Linked DNA regions of Homo sapiens: region 1 is linked to region 2. Evidence: read pairs that join two places in POLR2A ChIA-PET (ENCODE). Cell type or tissue: Panc1. All regions are shown on one strand. Each heading gives the region's core, and the rest is flanking DNA. Links, peaks and the distances in the headings are about the cores only.

Region 1 (9,608 bases), core at 1-8,000, 150 kb before region 2:
AATTACCCAGATTTGATCATTACACATTGTATGCTTGTATCAAAATATCGCAAGTACCCTATAAATATGTATAGCTACTGTGTATCCCCCAAAATAAAATATTTTAGAAAGGAACTTCCAAGCTGTTTTCCAAAATAGTTGTACCATTTTACATTTGCACCAGCAGTGGAAGGGAGTTCCAGTTGTTCCACATCCTTGCCAATACATGGCATGATCAGGCTTTTTAATTGTAGCCATTCTAATAAGTATGTAGTCCTATCTCATTGTAGTTTTAATTTGTGCTTCTCTAATGATCAACATTGTCAAGCATCTTTTCATATGCTTGTTGTCTTCATATCTTTCTGGGTAGTGTCTGTTCAAATCATGTATCTCTTTTTTAAAAGATTGAATTGTTGGCTGGGCGCAGTGGCTCACGCCTGTAATCCCAGTACTTTGGGAGGCCGAGGCAGGCGGATCACGAGGTCAGGAGTTCGAGACCATCCTGGTTAACACATGAAACCCCGTCTCTACTAAAAATACGAAAAATTAGCCGGGCGCGGTGCCAGGCGCCTGTAGTCCCAGTTGCTCGGGAGGCTGAGGCAGGAGAATGGCGTGACCCCAGGAGGTGGAGCTTGCAGTAAGCCAAGGTTGTGCCACTGCACTCCAGCCTGGGCGACAGAGCGAGACTCCATCTCAAAAAAAAAAAAAAAAAAAAAAAAAAAAAAAAAAAAAAAAAAGAAGATTGAATTGTTAATATTGAGTTTTCAGAGTTCTAGAAACAGGTCTATTATCAAATATACGCTTTGCAAATATTTTCTCTTAGTTAGTGCTTGCCTTTTTATTCCTTTAACAGTGTCTTTCAAAGACCAGAGGCTTAAATCTTGATGCGGTCTGATTTTTTTTTTATTATTATTAAGTGCTTTTTGGTGTGGTATCTGAGAAATCATTGTCTATCCCAAAAAGTCACAAAGATTTTCTCCTGTTTTCTTCTAGACATTTTAGAGTTTAAGTTTCACTTCAGTTTGTTTTTGTATAGGGTTACAATGTGTAGTTTGAAGATTATCTTTTTTACATATCCAGTTGTTACATCACCATTTGTTGAAGACTGTCCTTGCTCCACTAAATTGTCTTTGGACCTTTGTTGAAGCCAGTCGTCCATATATATGTAACTATTTCTGGACTCTGTTAGGTTCCATTGATCCGTTTGTCAGTCCTTGTGCCATTACCATACTGCCTTGATTATTGTAGCTCCCTTGTTTTTAAAAGTTTAATTAATATCCAAGTGATTCATGTATGATTAATATTACTACTAAGGCAAGAGGGCCACCCACTTCTATCACCTAGATGGAGCTTACCTCCACAGCCCCATTCTCCCCCGCTGCTGGCATGAGCTTTTCTCCAAGGCCTTCTCTTGCAGAGGAGGCTATGATGTCCAGCTGGCCCTTTTTTGGGAGTTTTGTCAAACACCGAAGAGCAAATACGGCCACTTCCCTAATCTGTGGGCACCCAGTGGCTTTGCAGGAGAAGGAGAACAGCTGAATAATTCTCTATTCCCACTCACCACTTCCCACTCTCCCTTTTACTCCTGTTCAACCTCCAGCTCACCCTACTTATCCAGGGCTGGGTTTGGGGAGTATCTGCTGTGATAGAGAATAATAACGCTAATTTGTGGGTGTTTATGAAGCACTTTCAAATGGAAACCAAGCTTCAGGAGGTCGGGGGGCAGAATACCCCATTTTATAGATGAGAAAACTGAGTGTCCTAGGAAGCTCATGAGCTGCCCAGTGTCTCCCAGCTAGGAGAGTAGAACCCTCCTTTACCCCAGGTCTTATGGCTCCACATCCGCCAGTCCTCCTTTTATACCTCAGGGACGAGTCCCAGGCTGTCTTCTCGATCTGCCTGGTAATTACTGTTTTTCAGCTGTAGGGCTTCCTTGTTCTGGGGCCCCAAGGGAGGAAGGTAATTACATCCTTCAAGATGCCCTTAGTCAGCAGCTCCAGGTCAGTTCCTGTGACCAAGCCCAGCTATGACCTTTGTCTGTCCTTTCCCCTTCCCAGGCCAGTGGCTTGGAGAGTGTGATTGGATCCCTCTGTTTCTCTCTTTGGTTGGTGCTGTTGGTGGCATCTGGCCAGCCCTTCCTTCACAGAGTGCCCATGAATTCTCTGTATTCAGGCAAATGGGTGCCCTCGGTCATAAGAAGGCACAGAGGGAAAGCTTGCAAATGTCTCACTGCCAGCCCTGCCAGCTATTAGAAAAATTATGGCACTGACTGGCAGGGTCCTAGGATGGGCCTCCTTGAAGAAAAAGCAGTCCTGCCTCTTAATAGGGTACCTGTGACTCATGAGCATCCATCTCATCTGCTCCCCACTTCTATCCCTGCTACCCGCAATCTGTTGGTCACACGTAGCCAGAGTTCCACAGGGCCTGTCTCTTTCACACGTATGCACAGCCCACTTACACATCTCAGAGGCTACATACTGCTTTTAGAAAACAGGAGAAGCCTTTATCATGGCCTTTGGGGCCCTGCAGAGTACCCCTGCCTGCCTCCCCGGCCTCGTCTCAAGCCAGCTCTCTCTCATGATCCCCTCTCCAGTCCTTCTGGCCTTCATTCTGTTCTTCCGACCTCACCATGTTTTCCACTTTCCACAGGGCCTTTGTGTGTGCCTTTCCCTCTGCTTGTACTGCCCTTCTCCCGCACCCCTTTGCCTGGTTAGTTCTTACTTACCCTTTAGGCCTTCAGGTCAACCATCACCTCCTCTGAGATGCCCTGTCCAGTCCTTCAGCAAAGTGGGGTGCCATGGTCATACACTCTTGGGGTTCCTTGTTATTTTCGTTCAGGACACTTTCATTGTGTGTAATTGTAGGTTTCTGTGATGATGATGATGATGATGATGATGATGATGATGATGATGATTTGAAACGGAGTCTTGCTCTGTCGCCCAGGCTGGAGTGCAGTGGCACAATCTTGGCTCACTGCAACCTCCCCCTCCCAGGTTCAAGTGATTCTCCTGCCTCAGCCTCCTGAGTAGCTGGGATTACAGGCGCCCGCCACCATGCCTGGCTGATTTTTGTACTTTTAGTAGAGACAGGGTTTCACCATGTTGGCCAGGCTGGTTTTGAACTCCTGGCCTCAAGCGATCCACCCGCCTCGGCCTCCCAAAGTGGTTTTGGTGATTATTTGATTAATGCCGGTCTTGCCCAGTGGAATGGAGGGTCCCTGCAGACAGGGACCACTTTGCTGGCCTTTTCTCATAGTGAAGTCTCTTTCCTTACCACTGTATCCTTAGTGTCACACATAATAGGTGCTCATTAAATATGTGTTAAATAAGGGACTCCATTTTAGTGGCACCTCCTCACCTGTCTAATACCAGACACTATCTGAAGTTTTACGTCCCTCCAGAAGCCTTCTGCCTCCCAGCCTTGCCTGTAGCTGACAATGCTTTTGCCGCCCCAAGCTCCCCAGTCCTTTCCTGTAAGCCACCCAGACTCTCATCATCCAGATCACCTGGGGATTTCACAAAGGGAAAGATTCTGATTTAGTAGGTTGGGGTAGGCGCTGAGAATGTACATTTTTAACAAACTTCCCTGAACCTCTGCTGCTGGTCAGGGACCACACTTTGGCCTGGCTTGAGAGGTAAGGGCACCGGGTCATAGCTGCTTGGCCAAATCACCATAGAAGACATGGTTCACACAGGGTCATGGCACTGGCCAATTGTAAGTAGGCACAGTAGTGTGCCCCTGCAGTCCCAGCTACTTGGGAAGCTGAGCTGGGAGGATCACTTGAGCCTGGGAGGCGGAGGTTGCAGTGAGCCGAGATCATGCCACTGCACTCCAGCCTGAGTGACAGAGCAACACCCTGTATCAAAAGTAAAAAAAAAAAAAAAAAAAAAAAAATCCCTTTAATTTCCGTCTTTCACTCCCTGCTCACCACAAATAACTAAAAAAGAAAGGAGGGGCCAGGCACGGTGGTTCACGCCTGAAATCCCAGCACTTTGGGAGGCTGAGGCGGGCAGATCACGAGGTTAGGAGATCGAGACCATCCTGGCTCACACAGTGAAACCACGTCTCTACTAAAAATACAAAAACAAAATTAGCTGGGCGTAGTGGCGGGTGCCTGTGGTCCCAGCTACTCAGGAGGCTGAGGCGGGAGAATGGCATGAACCCGGGAGGCAGAGCTTGCAGTGAGCCGAGATGGCGCCACTACACTCCAGCCTGGGCAACAGAGCGAGACTCCGTCTCAGAAAAAAAAAAAAAAAAAAAAAAAAAAAAAGAGGAGGAAAGGCAAGTTTTCTTTTTTTCCCCTGACTTTCTAATGTGCAAGGGAAGACCTGAGTGAATGAGGGGAGACAGCCTTTGTACTTTGTCACTCTTCTTTGGATCACTGTAGTCCTCATATCTGTGCCTAAAGAACTCTCATTGTCTTCCCCAGCCCTGTCCCCTCTCCACACCTCTGGGCTGAGTAGGAAGCCGATGAGTGGCTCCTGGACCTTTTCCAAGCACAACTGAAGTGACTGAAGTGCGGGCCCTTCCCATGGAATGCCACTCCCTGAAGAGCAGTACAAAGTTGGGGAACCCACCGGGGACTGGTGGGTGAGGCCCGCTCTGCCAGCTGGGAGTCCTCACGGGGCCTTTGTTGTCTTCTCCTGAGATCCCTCCCAGCACTCTCAGCTAGCAGTGCTCTGATCTCCTGGACCTCTGGATCTGGGAGAAATGAGGGGAGAGAGAGCTTTCCAAGTGTCTGAAAGTAGGAGGCCGGACTCTGCAGAAAGCAAGCACAATCCACATTTCCCTCTCTTTCTGCCCCTCCCCGTCCTGGCAGGTCCCTGGATGGCCGGTTGCAGGTGTCCCATCGGAAGGGGCTCCCTCATGTCATCTACTGCCGCCTGTGGCGATGGCCAGACCTGCACAGCCACCACGAGCTACGGGCCATGGAGCTGTGTGAGTTCGCCTTCAATATGAAGAAGGACGAGGTCTGCGTGAATCCCTACCACTACCAGAGAGTAGAGACACCAGGTATGCTGCCTGGCCTGCCTGTGGGGACAGCAGGTGCCAGGGGTCATCACCTCTCCCCGGCTCCCCATCCCCCCGAGGGTCTGCGGTGCACTTGGGGGTGCGGGGACTTTGGTGCTGGTCTGGCATCGACACTGAGCCACCTCTGCTCTGTCTCCCCCGGACAGTTCTACCTCCTGTGTTGGTGCCACGCCACACAGAGATCCCGGCCGAGTTCCCCCCACTGGACGACTACAGCCATTCCATCCCCGAAAACACTAACTTCCCCGCAGGCATCGAGCCCCAGAGCAATATTCCAGGTAGGCACGTGGGCGGCACAGGCTGGCCTGGGAGGCAGGGGCAGCGGTCAGCCCCGACATCAGTCCTGTGGCCCCAATCTCTGCCCCCTGGCCGTCCCCCGCTCACCCCCTCTTTGCGCACAGCTCTGGCCTGAGGGCCCCTGACTCAGAACCGCATCCCTGTTGGGAGAGGACCCATGACCTCAGCTCCCCCCTCACTAGTGATGCTTTTCTTGGCATAGAGGAGCAGCGTGACCCTTCCGCCCGGCCTTGGTGCAGTCATTTATTTTGGAAGCGGAAATAGCAACACTGTTTCTCTCACCGCCCTTGAGGCCCGGACTGGTGTTCAGTCCCAATAGACTGGGGGTCTGCAGAGGCGGGGAGTGAGCTGAGGGCCAGGCAGCAAGTGCGGAGAGCTGGCTCTGTAAATTCGCCTGGGCATCAGGCCTCGGTGAGGGGCTCCAACCTGGGTGGGAATTGAAGTGACTTTGAGTTTTCACTCTGCAGGGAGAAATGGGCTTTGCCGTCAAAGACTGCAAATGTTTTTAGAAGCCCCTCATTTACATGCAAATAACGTGTGAATCACCAGCACTTTCAGACTCCAGGAAAGCTGTGCTTGGCAGCACTTGGGCTAGTCACTTTTGCTTGCTGGGGCAGTAATCCTGCTGCGTTCCTCTTAGAGCATTCTAATTTGGACGTGACGTTCATCCTGGGTTAGTTTACTGGGCTGAGATTGGCTACAGGCCTGTGTGCTTGGGTCAGAGTGTTAAGGAGGAGACCCACTGTCCAACCTTCTCAGATCCTTTGCGGGTAGCCCTGGCGTCCCGCGGGTAAGTCAACTACTCCCTGTTCAAAGAGCAAATCTTGGAGGGCTTCAGTCAGGGTCTGGGGGAGGTTTCAGAGAAATAGATCACACTGTCTTTGCCGTCATTGAACTTGCAACCTAACTGCTGAGTGAGGACACGTCCCTTAGAGACAACAAATAATAACACCTGGTCTGCACAGAAGAAGATAGTAGGGACCAAAGGGTGGGTCTGAGCCTGCAGATCTTCAGAGGACAGAAAGGGGTGAGGCGGAGGCAAGTCTGGACGCCTCCCTGGAGGGGGTGGGGCTTAACCCTCACCTTGAAGGACCAGGATAAGTTAGCCTGGCAGAGGCTCTAGGAGTACACATTTCAGACTTGGGAGTTGATCCGGTCCTGCGTGAGCAAAGGCAGTTATGATCCAAGCGGGAGTCAGAGGTGGACAGGGGCGAGGACAACAGAACCAAGAGCTGGAACCTCTACTCCAAGACCTGGAGCTCCTACAGCCACGGATGCTAGCATCATGGTGTGCATGTGTGATGTCTTTGCAAAAGGTGTCTCAGAGCCAAGCTGTGAAGGCCTTTTAACAGACCACCTTCCTTCTGATTCCCAGAGACCCCACCCCCTGGCTACCTGAGTGAAGATGGAGAAACCAGTGACCACCAGATGAACCACAGCATGGACGCAGGTCAGTCATGCAGGGTCATGCTCTTATTCTTAACTGATTAGCAGCTGGTGGGTTCATCCCTTCCATCCCTTCCTCTTCGCCCTCTCCCTCCCTCCCTTCTATCTCTCTCTCCAGTATTTGTAGAGCAACCGCGATGTGCAAGGGGCAGGGCATAGAAGAGGGTCCGAGCTGCTCACAGATGATGGGGGAGATTGACAGGACAGTCAGTAGTCACTGGGCCATCTCGTGTATGCCCTGATGGAAGATGCCGCATGGCACCAGGCACACAGCAGGGCCACTTCACCCGGTCTGGGGAGGAGCAGCACCTTGCAGTCCAGGTTTTTCCCCAGGTTGAGTCTTGGTGATGTGTAAGTGTTAGCCAAGCTGTTAGAGTGGGCAAGGGGTGTGCCAGGCAGAGTCATGGGGGTTGGGCAGGACAGCCTGGTGCATTCTGGGGACAGTAAGAGCTCAGTGTGTCTGGAGTCCAGAGAGTGTCTAGCCCAGGGAGCTCAGCGTGGCTGGAGGATACACTCTCTCCAGTGGGGAGAAGATGGGAGGGCCTGCCACACAGGGGTCCCAGTGTGGTGGACCTTCAAGCTAGCCAGACCACTTGGCATTTAGTCAGGGCTGATGGGAACCGCTGCAGGCTGTAAGCAGGGCCTGTGCCTTAGTGAGATGTCACCAGCAGCAGGGTAGAGAGTGGCCTTGATCACCTCAAGCAGTCACATGGGAGGCAAGGAGAGGCTGAATGGAACTAATGCCTCTTCTGATGACCAGTGGAGACCCCTGAAGCCAGTATTTTTGTGTGACAACCACATGTGATGTGTGTGCTCCTGCCGTGAGGGGCAGGGCTTATTTCTCTCCTGCTACATCTCCAGATGTTTCCCATATCATTTGTTATAGGACCAAATTGGCTCCAGACCAGCAGCTTCTTGAATTGAACCCCAGCTGCCACATAGAATGTGTACTGAGTTGTGTGTGGTTGGGAGAGGAGGAGAAGGGGAGAGGGAACCACGCAGATGTTCCATTCCGATGGTGGTGGGCATGCCTCGTACACACAGAGCCGCTAGACACAGCAGAGCCACCTGCCCTCGCACACAGCCCAGAAGAGATTGTGCAATTCCTTCCCCCACCTTTCCCAGACAGAGTCTCCCTCTGTTGCCCAGGCTGGCGTGTAGTAGCGCGATCTCAGCTTACTGCAACCTCTGCCTCCTGGGTTCAAGCTATTATCCTGCCTCAGCCTCCCAAGTAGCTGGGATTACAGGCAATGCAGCACCACGCCCGGCTCATTTGTGTATTTTTAGTAGAGACAGGGTTTCGCCATGTTGGCTAGGCTGGTCTCAAACTCCTGACCTCAGGTGATCTGCCCGCTTCGACCTCCCAAAGTGCTGGGATTACACCGCACCTGGCTGAGGTTGTGCAATTCCTGAGAGACCGAAAGAGACTCGCATGTACATTGTAGTTGCTGAAATCCAGCCTGGACATCGTGGCACTTTTGGGTTGAGCACACCCGGTGAAACACACCCACCCGGCGGAGTGACTAGTAGCGCGAACCAGCTGGAATGCATCGAAGACCTTCCTGTATCCGATGCCAAGTGACCGCTGCAAGCTTGCAGCTATTCAGTGCAGGCGTGGGAAGCAGGCCAGCGGAGCAGCATGTCTCCAGCTGCTGTGTTTCTTCCCACTCTGCGCTCCCTCTTCCCTTTCTGCTGCTCTCCATATTTGCACAATGATTATTGTTACAAACAAACATGGACCAGAGGGGCTGGAGATTGGAAAGAGCAGCCCAGATTTCACCCTGTCAGCTCTTGTTTCTTCTCCCTCCTCTTCCTCCTTGTGCCTCCCTTTACTCTGTCCCCTCTCCCTTCTTCCTTTCTTCTCATTAAGTGTGCCTGCAGGGTCCTGTTGTGAACATGAGTGATTTATCTACAGTAGAGACAGACCAGACTTGCGGACCCCAGCCAGTGTGTGGGTGGGGGCTCTCCTGTTTTAGTCTCTGTTCTTCAGAGTTGCCTGCTTGGATAGTCCAGTTGCTCACGGGCTTGGCTTCCCTGCCCCCCAGGGTGTGGTAGTGTCTCGGGCCAGAGGGTCACGTTGTTCCCCATGTCCCTTCACCTACATATGCGCCCTTTTAGACTTGTGAGAAGGCCCCTTGGACTTCCTAGGTCTTTGTGGTTCAGGCCAGCACAAAACAGGGGACAAGCATTTATCCAGTGCCTACCATGTAGCGGTCATGGTGTAAGCATTTTTATATGCACAGTCTTACTTAATTTTTACATGTCACACAGTAGATGATATTATCCTCATTTTATACCTGAGGAAAAAATTAAGGCTCATAGAAGTTAAACGGCTTAGCCAAACTCACGTAGCTGATTCGTGGGGTTGTCTAGACCCTGTGACTGATTCTGTAACTTAGTTCTCTCGGTGAATATTCCACATCCCCCTTTGCATTTGGGGTTACAGGGGAGAAGGAGAAATCCGTGGTTCTTCCCTTGCCCTCAAGGAGGTTACAGCTGAGTTGGGGCAAAAGAAGAGATTCCCACAAACAGCGCAAGGCAGCATTCACTTGAGGCCAGATGCTGGACCCAGTCTCAGGACTGATAGATTTCATGGGGTGGAATTAGACCCCATAGGGTGGTTAACAAATAGTCTCCTTTTTTATTTTTATTTTTTGAAACAGTCTCACTGCTGCCCAGGCTGGTGTGCAGTGGTGCAAACACAGCTCGCTGCAGCCTCCATCTCCTAGGCTCAAGTAATTGTCCAGCCTCAGCCTTCACCACTTACGGCTTATTTTTTTTTTTTTTTTTTTCTGTAGAGACAGGGTCTCCCTATATCACCCAGGCTGGTCTCAAACTCCTGGGCTCAAGTGATC
Region 2 (10,412 bases), core at 1-8,000:
TTGAAAGGTCGCCATTTGTTTTAAGTTTTTATCCAGTTCTTGTCATCTGGAATCAGAGATTGACTGTCATTTCACCAGGTAGGGGTGCAGTTGAGGCAGACAAAGCTGCTTCTGTACGTATCAGCATTCCTTGACAAAACTCAGTGCCTGATTGTGATGCTATGGGCTGCTGGTTTACAGCTGTCTCCGGACAAGAATGGAGGCCCACCCTTGAATTCCAATAAGATGGGCCTGCATATTCCGCCTGCTGTAAGCTGGCCCTCTGCCCACAAGTAAAATGTATTGTAGTTCAAGCCAGCAATTATCTCTTTTACTTCCTTCTGTGCTGCTTCTGTTCTCTTTTTCCAAAAACAGATGTGGGTATTCACTCAAGTTCTGCATCTATTCTTTCTCACACCTGCTGGGGCAGAATTTTGACAGAGGTAGAGTTTGAGGGAGCCAGCAGACAACAATCAGATGCAATTTCTTTGAGAGCAGTTTAAAAAGAAAATGTTGATTTTTCAGGAAATGTGGAGTCAGCATCTTGGTCCCCCTCCCTTTTCCCAGGAGCATTTGGTAAATTAAATTAGTTGAACAAAAGGAAATAGCTTTAAAGACATTCTGAAATGCCATATCCTATTTATGACACAAAGTCATCACCCAAGGACTGTGGTGGCATGCACAACATCCCACTCCTATCATTTAAAGTGAGCTTTCTCTTCAGGTTGCTTAGAAAGAGTTTTTGACAAAGGAGTGACTTTTCATGTCCTTCCTGATTCACAGCCTATAAAATATATTCCACTAATATGGCAGTGAAGGTGGTGGTGGTGGTGGTGGAGGTGGTAGTGTATTGCCTTTGTATGTTGTTGCTATTCAGAATGTCAATTCTGCATTGGTTTGGAATAATGGGAAAGCTGAGGAAAGTGATGGAATGTTGGCTGGTGGATGGCTGTCTCACTAAAGCCCATTGCTCTGGGAGCAGGGAGAGGCAATGAGAGGCTATAGCCTTGTCAGATAACATTCATAAAAAAAAATCTAGCTGTAGTGAGTTCTTTTAATTTATTTATAGTGGTATGTTTCTTGAGCTTCTCTGCCATGATCCTGTATGCATTCCCAAACCAACCCTATGCTGAACTGAAACCACTTTTTAGCTCTTAGAATAGTGATTCTGGGTCAGACTGCCTGGTGTGAATCCTTACTAGACCGGGATCTCCCAGAAACAGTCTCCCTTTCCTCATGTAAAATGTCCACAATAAAAGTATCTATCTCATAGGATTGTATTGAGTTTTTAATGAGATAATTCAAAGCACTTAACAAAGGTCCTGGTACAAAGAAGTGTTCTGAAAAATATTAGTTATTACTATTGGCAAGTCTCATATATTGTATTGTGCCATTGTTTTATACTGTCATTTAAAACATATTATTGTAGGGGTCCAGGGAGGGAACCAGAATATTGCTGAGGTCTCCTCCAGGGATGCTATTTAATATTTTACATGATTATGCTTTCTTTCCCACACAGATATGAGGACAGGGACCTTGTTGTCTGTTCTGTTTGTCTGTTTTTCAAATCCTCCCCTGCACCAAGCAGTGTTTTACACATATTAGGTATTAAGGACAGGACTGATTTGTCCCCTCCTCTGTCTAGTCTCTGCTCTGAAGCTATATAGACTGATGTTGAGTTTTGAAGTGAAGTAATGATTTTGCTGGCTCCTAGTAGGCCTAGTTGCACAGGATACCCTCTCCATGGGCCATCTGATAGGATTTACCTAGTGAAATGCTGGTACTACTGGATTCCTGTTGCAGCCTTGCCACTAACTAACTAGTGTTTCCAAGAGCAGGTTACTCTGTCTCACTCATTCTCATTTTTCTGTTTTATGAATGGGGGAAGCAAGATGGAGAGGCAATCTGGTGTGCTGGGAGGGGCTTGGAGCTGAGTAGATCAAAGTTTGGGTCCTATCTGCTATTTTGCAGTTACTGAACCCTAGGTAAGCAAATTACATTTCAGATCCGGTGTTCCCTCTTTTGTCAAGTCAAGATAATGATGCCTACTAGATAAGGGTGCTATGGAGAATACAGATAATATATTAACATTGCTGGCACATAATGGGTACCTAATAAGGTTCTTACCTTCCTGAAAAATGAATTAGTGTTAAAAATCTCTCATTTCCTTCTTCACACTTATGCTTTTAGAAAAGAATCTGATTTGGCTCCTTTTACATCCTAGTGTAAGTGAGTAATAGGATTTAATGTTCATTTTCAAATTGGAGAACTCCAGTGAGTTTCAGAGGGGTTCTAAGCATTTAATTTGCATTTGATTTTTAATGATAAATATTTAAGCATTTTAAGTATAATAAAGAAGAATACCTACATATTTCAATTGATGCCAAATTTTAATGCATTTGATCATTTGATCGTCAGTGGGTTAATTTGTGCTTTCAGGCTTACTCTGAGTGTGTGTGTGTACATTTGAATTTCCCATAAAGGTGTTTTTTATTAGATAGGGTGTAGCTTTGTACTAGTCATATTTTGAAATTCAGATCTGCTCATATACACTCCTGTAATAATCATACAAATAAATAAGCAAAGATTAAATAAGCTAATATGTGTGAAGGTCATAAAGCAGTGCCTGACTCCTCGTAATCATTCAAGAAACATTAATTGGTATTAGTATTAGAACACATGTGTGCTACTATCAATTAAAAGCCAGGAAAGTTCTCTGGTGCATACTTTTGGCACAGCATAATAGTCAAGTATACAATTACAATAATATAGCCATATCATGATAGTGTAGCATCACAGATTGTTTCACTGCTTGATTTAAGTTTGGGTTGGTTCTTACATGATTTGAAATGAGCTATACAATCTTTGACAGTGCAAGGTTGCAATGTTATTCTGTTTACAACTGCAGATAAAAGTCAACAATGAAGCATAATGTCAAAATTTGGACTCAACATGCAAAACAAAATTAGATTTTTTTGAAACTCAGTGACTGTCTGAAAGAGAAGGGTGGCGAGATATCTGAAAAGAAATTTAAATGGGATGTGATAGAACATCCTAAAATGTTACATGACACATTTGAAAAATATTTTTGGTAATTTAGCTCTTCAATTGTAGTAGCATTTATTAAGTTTGCCAGACACAGTGTTTTATGTACACTATCTTATTTAACCCTTACACCTCTAAGTAGGTGCCATTTTTATAATCATTTTATAGATAAGGAAACTGAGACTAAGATTAAGCTACTTGCCTGAGGTTGTGTGGTAAGCAAGGGGAGTCAGGATTCAAATTAATTATGAAATCTATTTGTCAAATATCCCCCAATTGACTACTTACCAACTAATCCTTAATTATTAAGGAATGTAAGCAGTTGGTAGATATTGTTAGTCATTCTATTTTGAAACAAAAAATTTCTACTATTTTAAAGTTTCTGGATCATTTTAATTGAACTAAATTCTGAGATTATAACTACCATAACAAATTGTTAGCTATTTGAAATTACTTATTTGTTAACATCTGGATTTTCTACATCTTGTGCAGGCAAAATAAAATATATAAACAAATTGTATTCTGTGATAGATGTAAGACTGCAGTTATTTATAACTCTTGATTTCATAATTTGTCTTCATCAAAACAGCCTTATTGTTTCCAGTGTTGGTTTATATTGCTATAACCAGAAATATATAATATAAATACATATATAGTAAATATATAATATAAATATTTATATAATATATAATGTAAGCACATACTATATTTAAGTAACAATTATATACATATAGGTACATAATACTATATGCAATTGTTACTTATATATGTTTTGACATACACAATTATACTAAATTCTTATAAAATTTGCATTTACTTATTTATCAGCATCTATTTAAGGTTGCATTTGAAAAACTTGTTCTACTGCTGAAAATAAATTTGCAAATCTTTGGCATCAAGTATTACCTCTCCCATGGGTATTTATTTTTTAACAAGAGCAAATCCGCTACTTAATTAAAACAAAGGAGTTAGGCTCTATTAAGGGATTTCAAGCATGAGTGGACAGAGAGAAGAGGGATTTGGGGGAATCCAGGAAGAGAGCCTTTGCACTGCTCTGAAATCATTCCAGGTCAGCAGCCACCTGCTAACAGGACTAGGCCTGCTCCCCTATGATATACTTTTACTTTGTGCCTTTTCACTTTATGACTTGGGCCTTGAACTTGAGTATTTGTTTGATTACATACTGAGAGATAGTGTTTCTAACCTCAAAATTAATTCCACTTTGAAAAGCCAAATTTAGGTAGGCACAGAGACCTGTGTCACATCTATGGTAGGTTTAGGGTACAGGGGTCCATGGGTAGAACTGTATTTCAATAGACAGAGGGAACTGTGTCACACCTATGATAGGTTTAGGGTACAGGGGTCTATGGGTAGAACTGTATTTCAGTATAATAGGTTCCCATGTATTTTATTTAATCCATTTATAAAACATTATTCTGAGAAGGGGTCTGTAGGCTTCACCAGATTGCCAAAGGGGTTCACGACGTCCCAAAAGTTAGAGCCGTGATAGATCTTTTCTTTCACGCAAAAATCCAGTGTGGGACAAAGTATGCATCAGAACAGAGAAATATCCTAAAAACCCTGTATTCTTTATGGGTGAAATATCCACTTCTCTTAGTTGATGGTGCCAAAAATCTATGGAAAAGTGGATACGTCTAGACTACCAGCCCAGATTTTTATAAGAATTACATCTTCTTGAGTTAAAATATAAAATTTATGCTTTTGCCTAATTACTGTTGCTTTTCTGTTGCAAGGAGGAAAATAGAGCAGCTACGAAAGTGGTAATGCTTGCAATAATATAGTAAGTGTTCTGTTTAAAATGAAGCAAAGGAAAAATACTTCAGCAAGTAGTGTGATAGCATTAGCCACAAGAGAAATGGGACTAATAGGATTGTTTTTATCATGGTCCAGGTTAATTATCTACTGAGAGGTTCTTGAGATGAATAAATACTATTGCTGTGTTCTCCAGTATTCTAACCCATTGTACCTTAAACTGTACTTGAATTCAAGTATACATTCCTAGACTTTTAAAACCTCCTTGGTAGAATAGAAGTAAGTACCCATAGACTAGAGTGATTCGCCCTACATTTTCTTTAAAAGCATTGCCTCTGAATTATACTACAGAATGTGTAAAGTAAACCCAGAAGATACTTACTTAGAGGAGATTCCTCTCATTAGGCCATAAAGTTTGGGCAATATGACCTGAAAATACCAGATTTATATAATTGATTATTTATATTAAAAGATTATATAATCTTCACAATAGCCTGAAAAATAAATCAGTTTATGGTTGGCAACTAAGAGGTCTGAAAACAGCCATGCATGCTTTAGTAGAAAGAGCCGTAGATGGAGAATCAGAGGACTTGGGTTTTCAATCCTGCTCTCAATTCTGGTGCTGTAAACCAAGTTAACATAGGTATACCACTTAGTCTCTAAAGACAAATTCTTTATCTACATACTGAAAAGATAAATTGGCTACTTCAGAATCATCGTCAGGGCCACAGTCCTGGTTATGTGACTCCCAGATTAATGCTCATTTGGTTCCTTGTGGAACCACTAGTCTCTCAAGGATCAATGTAATTGATGGATGGAGGCAAGCCTTAAGATAGGCCTTAGAGGAACTGATGGGCAAGACTAAAGGAGAGGTGTTGTGCATTTTAAGTACCAGAAGCAATACAAGCAAAGGCAGAGGTAGAGAATAGTGAGAGTAACAGAGGATGGCTTAGAGCTTTGCCTAATCAAGTTGTAGAAACCAAAAGATGTGGTTGGCTGTGGAGGCCAGTTGATGGATGGCCTTGAATGGGCCACTGAAATCCAACTGTGTGATTTTCAGTCAGGATCATAGAAGGCAGGGCTTAATGCAGACAGCTTCTGAAATTAGATCACTTCTCCAGCTGCTTTAACTGAAGGGCAACTTTAGAATTCTTTAGAATGATCTCTATCCCTTGATGTCCTCATTAGTTATTAAACTTTATTTCCTCTCCCTTTGGCTATAAAGCAATAGTACTTTTTTGAATAACATTATCTCCTGAACTTGTTAGATGATCATAAAACTGCCTAAGTAGAGTTCTGCAGGCAGCACCTTCCCCTGACCATTTACATACAACTCTCTGTCCCTTTCATATAAATGGCCACTCAGAACTGGCCAATCTAACTGGATGGCTGGGATTTCCTCTCAGTCGCTCTTACTTTCTGTCCTAATGCTGTATGCCCCACTACTACTTACAATTCTGCCTGTAACCTCATCCCTGATCCCTACTTCTCACCCCTCTCTCCAACATTAGATAAAAGCAGGACTTGTTGGGCAAGAGAAGTGGTGGCAAGAGAAAAGGATAGAGAGTAGGAATGGTTGATTCCTCACACTTTCTGACCCCCATCCCCCACCCAACTCTCCTATTGCCACTTCCCAGCCTCAGCACTGGACAGTATGAGCCTCCTCTCCCACTCTCACCCTCTCCCCAACTCCCTTGTCTTCCCAATCTAATAATGCACAGAAATGCCCAAGAGACTATCTTAATCCAAATGTTTTCTGAAAGATGGGTGTGTTTCCAAACTTATCATCTCTTTGTGCTAAATGAAAAAAAAAAAAAAAAAGGAAAAGTGGTGTTCATGGAACAGGCTTTTTACTTCCTGACATTTTTTTCTTTTATATAAGCAGTAAAAACCCTTAGAAAATGTCCAAATTGTTCTTATTTAAAATAGGAGTCACAACATAGTTGTATTGGGTCAGGCAGATAATAAGTTACTGAAATGACTGAGTGTAAAGGCTAGGTCCACATTACTGGAGTGCTGAACTGAGGACACAGGCCTTCCCTCCAGGAGGTAGCCACCTTAGCTCTAGCCTTTTGTGGCTGGGTTTCCAAAAGAAGCTGGAAAGTCATGCTTATATTTTTTGTGAAATCTAATTTTTAAATGTGTGATCAGATAATTTTCTTAAACCCTGTGTAGTTCGAAGAAAATATTCTTTAGGCTATTCCTGTCTTGCAAGTCAACAATTTAAATCCTCTGGTTCAGAAACAGGAAGAGGTATGGTTTTAGGTATGATAATATTGATGTCTTATAGGCAGCTGGCTGGCAACTTAGAGCCCATTAGTCTGCTAATACCTTAGTGAAGCCCAAGATCTAACCCTTGACTTTATAGGATTAGAGATTTGATTTTGTTAGAGTCAGTCAATCTCTTGGGTACAGCTGAACTCATAAGAGACTGATGTACAAACTGAAATGCCACTTTATGTATTCTGAGGAGAGCTATCATGGTCAAACAGACCTGAATGTTCAAATCAGCCTGATCTGATGAGCATATTTTCTCCTTATTAGAAAGCTACACAGAATCCAGTTAGAAGGCTGCTTAGTGAACAGGGAAACCGACTAAGGTAATTAGTTGGACAGTCTTCTTGGTGAGCAGCAGAATCACACTTTTATAGTCTGATGCACCCATATGTGAAGCTACATTTGCCAAAAGGATATGAATACATCCCTGTAAAGTGAGTGTTTTATGGATACTGAGAAATTCTGACTCTCCAATTCAACTTTTTATAATAAATATTAATAGCTACTATCTGCTTGGGGTTGACTATGTGCATTATGTTATATCACATTAATCCCCGTGGAATGAGTGATATTATCTCCATCTTACTGGTAACGAAACTTCAGTATAGAGAAATTAAGTTACTTTCTCCAGTCATTCAATTAGTAAGTGATAGAACTCAGAATCAGGCTCTATCTGATATTAGAGCCTGTGTTCTTAATCATTGCCTTCCTTTTTACTACTTTCCTGCTATGAAATACCACTCGCCTTCAGCTGATGTCTTATGTCTTTGATAACACCAATTAGACTACATTCCCTTTTTGAATCTTTTAAGTCAGCTTCTGCATGGATCTGTCCACATTGATCATGTATCTGTTTTTCTAGTTTAACACTCCCATTTGGGGTAAGGGGTGGCACATCTCCTTGTCACTAGTTTATACGTCCTATCTGAGTAATTATACTATCCAGAGGATGAGAGAAACCCTGCCTGGAACAAACAGAATGTATCAGGAGGAGAAAGAGAAAAATAAGGAGATTCCTTATCTCCTCATCTTCCCAAAGCCACCAGGAGTTACTTTTAGAGAAAAATAATTCTCCTTTCTCCTTGTGTAGCTGGTGAGAGGCCCAGATACGTCTAATGGTTGGGCTCAGATGTACTAATACGTTATATGAGCTTGCCTGGGGACCTAACCACTTTAAGATTGTTCCTAAGAAAACTCAATTTTCTGAGTTCCAAAATGCCCTTTTCCATTTCTCACTTAAGATGGGGCTGACCCTTATAGAAGATTATCAGGAGGAGTTGTATAGTGAAAACAGTGACCCAAGAGAGCAGTAGCATTGTCTTCTCCACTCATTTAAAAGTTTACTCCATATCTAATACTGGGTTAGTTTAACATAACCATAATTTTGGGCAGGAGGTTTTACTTTTTAAGATAAGGATTTTCAAACTGTAACCATTTTACTTGTGGAATTATGTCATCTAATTTATGGAATTAGCATTTAATCTAAACATTTACATCCCAGGGAAAGTACCTATCACCAACTTTCTACCATCTTGGGTTTAGTATTCCATTTATCCATAGTTTAAAGTGTAGATACTGGACTTTAATAGAAGGGAATATAAATTAAAATTTAGCTATAAAGCAATAGCTAACATTTCTGAGGGCTTCTCTGAGTTGGGCATGGTGTTAAGTACACTTTACATGGATCATCTCATGTAATCTTCACAGTAACCCTAAGAGGTAAGTACTATTCCTACTTTCATTTTACATTTGGGGAAACTGAGGCAAAAAAGCAGTTAAATAAAATTCACCCAAAGTCATACAAGCTAAAAGTCAAAGGATCATAATTCAAACTCAACCAGTCGGACTTTCAACGTAGCATTCTTTATCCTTTTCTATACTACCTTCCAGGTAGCTTTGAGGGTGGTGATTTTGACCTGCATTTGAGGGACAGATCTGGGCCCAGTCAAAGATTGCTTTCTTAATGACCAAGGAATTCAATGAGGAAATTTCTCTGCCCCAATCTGAGGCAGAAGTAAAAGATCAGAGTATTTAATAAAAGGCTGTGTTAACTCAAGGACTAGAACAAGAAGATGAGCTAGTACTTTTAAGATGAAAACTTCCCCAACTACGTTCATATCTCTAACTTCAGATGTAATGTCCAACCTTGTCAGAATGCCATATAAATTTGCATTTATTTGTGTGTGACTTTGAATAATACCTTGTTAAAGACCTGTATAATTGAGTGAGAACTATGTTAAGTTTTTCTTTTTCTTTTTTATTTTTATTTTTTTGAGATGGAGTCTCACTCTGTAGCCCAGGCTGGCGTGATCTCAGCTTGCTGCAACCTCCACCTCCTAGGTTCAAGTGATTCTCCTGCCTCAGCCTCCCGGGTAGCTGGGATTACAGGTGCACACCACCATGCCCAGCTAATTTCTGTATTTTTTAAGTAGAGATAGGGTTTCACCATGTTGGCCAGGCTGGTCTCGAACTCCTGACCTCAAATGATCTGCCTGCCTCAGCCTCCCAAAGTGCTGGTATTACAAGTGTGACCATCACACCTGGCCAGCCCTCTTTTTGTCCATGATAATGTCTATCCAGCTCTTTTAAGGTAGAATTAATTTTCTCTTGCCTAGGCCATCATAGCATGCTTTTAAAGCATTCATATGGTATACCTTGAATTGAAAAGGGACTTCGTATCTTTTCCTCTTGTTAGATCTCCTGGAAGGCAAGAGCCATATTTTTTTCACTTAAATATCTTCTAGGGTACCTTACAAAATGCATTATGCATAGAAGGTACTCAATAAATGATTAATTTAATTCAATAAAATGTAATTGAATGAAGAGGAAGGATTCTGTAGAGAAGTGACAGGGCAGGGAGGGTCTGTCTAGTTTCATGGGCATGGTTTTGAGCCATATTTCTCTCATCTCTCCATCTCCTTCTTCCCACCCCCAAGCCCTACACACGGCTTCCCTTAGGTGATTGTAGCACAATCCTAGGACTTATGTTTTGGAAGTGAACCCAAGGCCCAGGTAGTCAACATAGCAGCTGGCTTTAGGAAGCAAACATGAAGCTTTGTTCACCCCCATGCCCAATTTTCTGATTGTAACACTTTTTTCACATTCTCATTGAAGAAAACTTGGAAAATACAAGGGTTGAAAGATAAAAAATTATGTAACCTCAGTCCCTCCACCTAGAGATAATTATTATGAACTTTTAAATGGATTTGTTTTCCATGTTTGGATGTATGATCTTTCTCCCTTCGTCCTTCTTGCCTTCCTTTCCTTCCTTCTCCCTTCCCTCCTTTTTGTTTCTCTCTTTCTCTTTCTTTCTCTTCTCCCTCTCCACAGTCCCCTCT

What was found. Peaks named below come from ENCODE experiments on the same cell type or tissue, not always from the same donor. Only the 100,000 strongest peaks of a DNase experiment are listed, where the experiment ranks them.
Region 1: POLR2A ChIA-PET joins it to region 2 with 13 read pairs; 2 of 35 experiments call an interaction of 5 or more read pairs at or near these places.

What each region holds. Positions count from the first base shown.
Region 1 is chr15:67,160,097-67,169,704 of GRCh38, forward strand. It overlaps SMAD3 (SMAD family member 3), which reads left to right. Exons shown (of 9, transcript NM_005902.4): 2 at 4,799-4,992; 3 at 5,157-5,288; 4 at 6,683-6,757. Among named protein-coding and RNA genes, the nearest start is that of SMAD3-AS1, 18 kb to the left of the region's middle. RefSeq lists enhancers at 6,757-7,426, 7,427-8,098, 8,099-8,768. In Panc1, for the core only: no CTCF peak of the experiment used is centred there; no DNase peak of the experiment used is centred there; H3K27ac peaks cover 8,000 bases.
Region 2 is chr15:67,307,884-67,318,295 of GRCh38, forward strand. All of the region lies in intron 4 of IQCH (IQ motif containing H), which reads left to right. Among named protein-coding and RNA genes, the nearest start is that of IQCH, 58 kb to the left of the region's middle. In Panc1, for the core only: no CTCF peak of the experiment used is centred there; no DNase peak of the experiment used is centred there.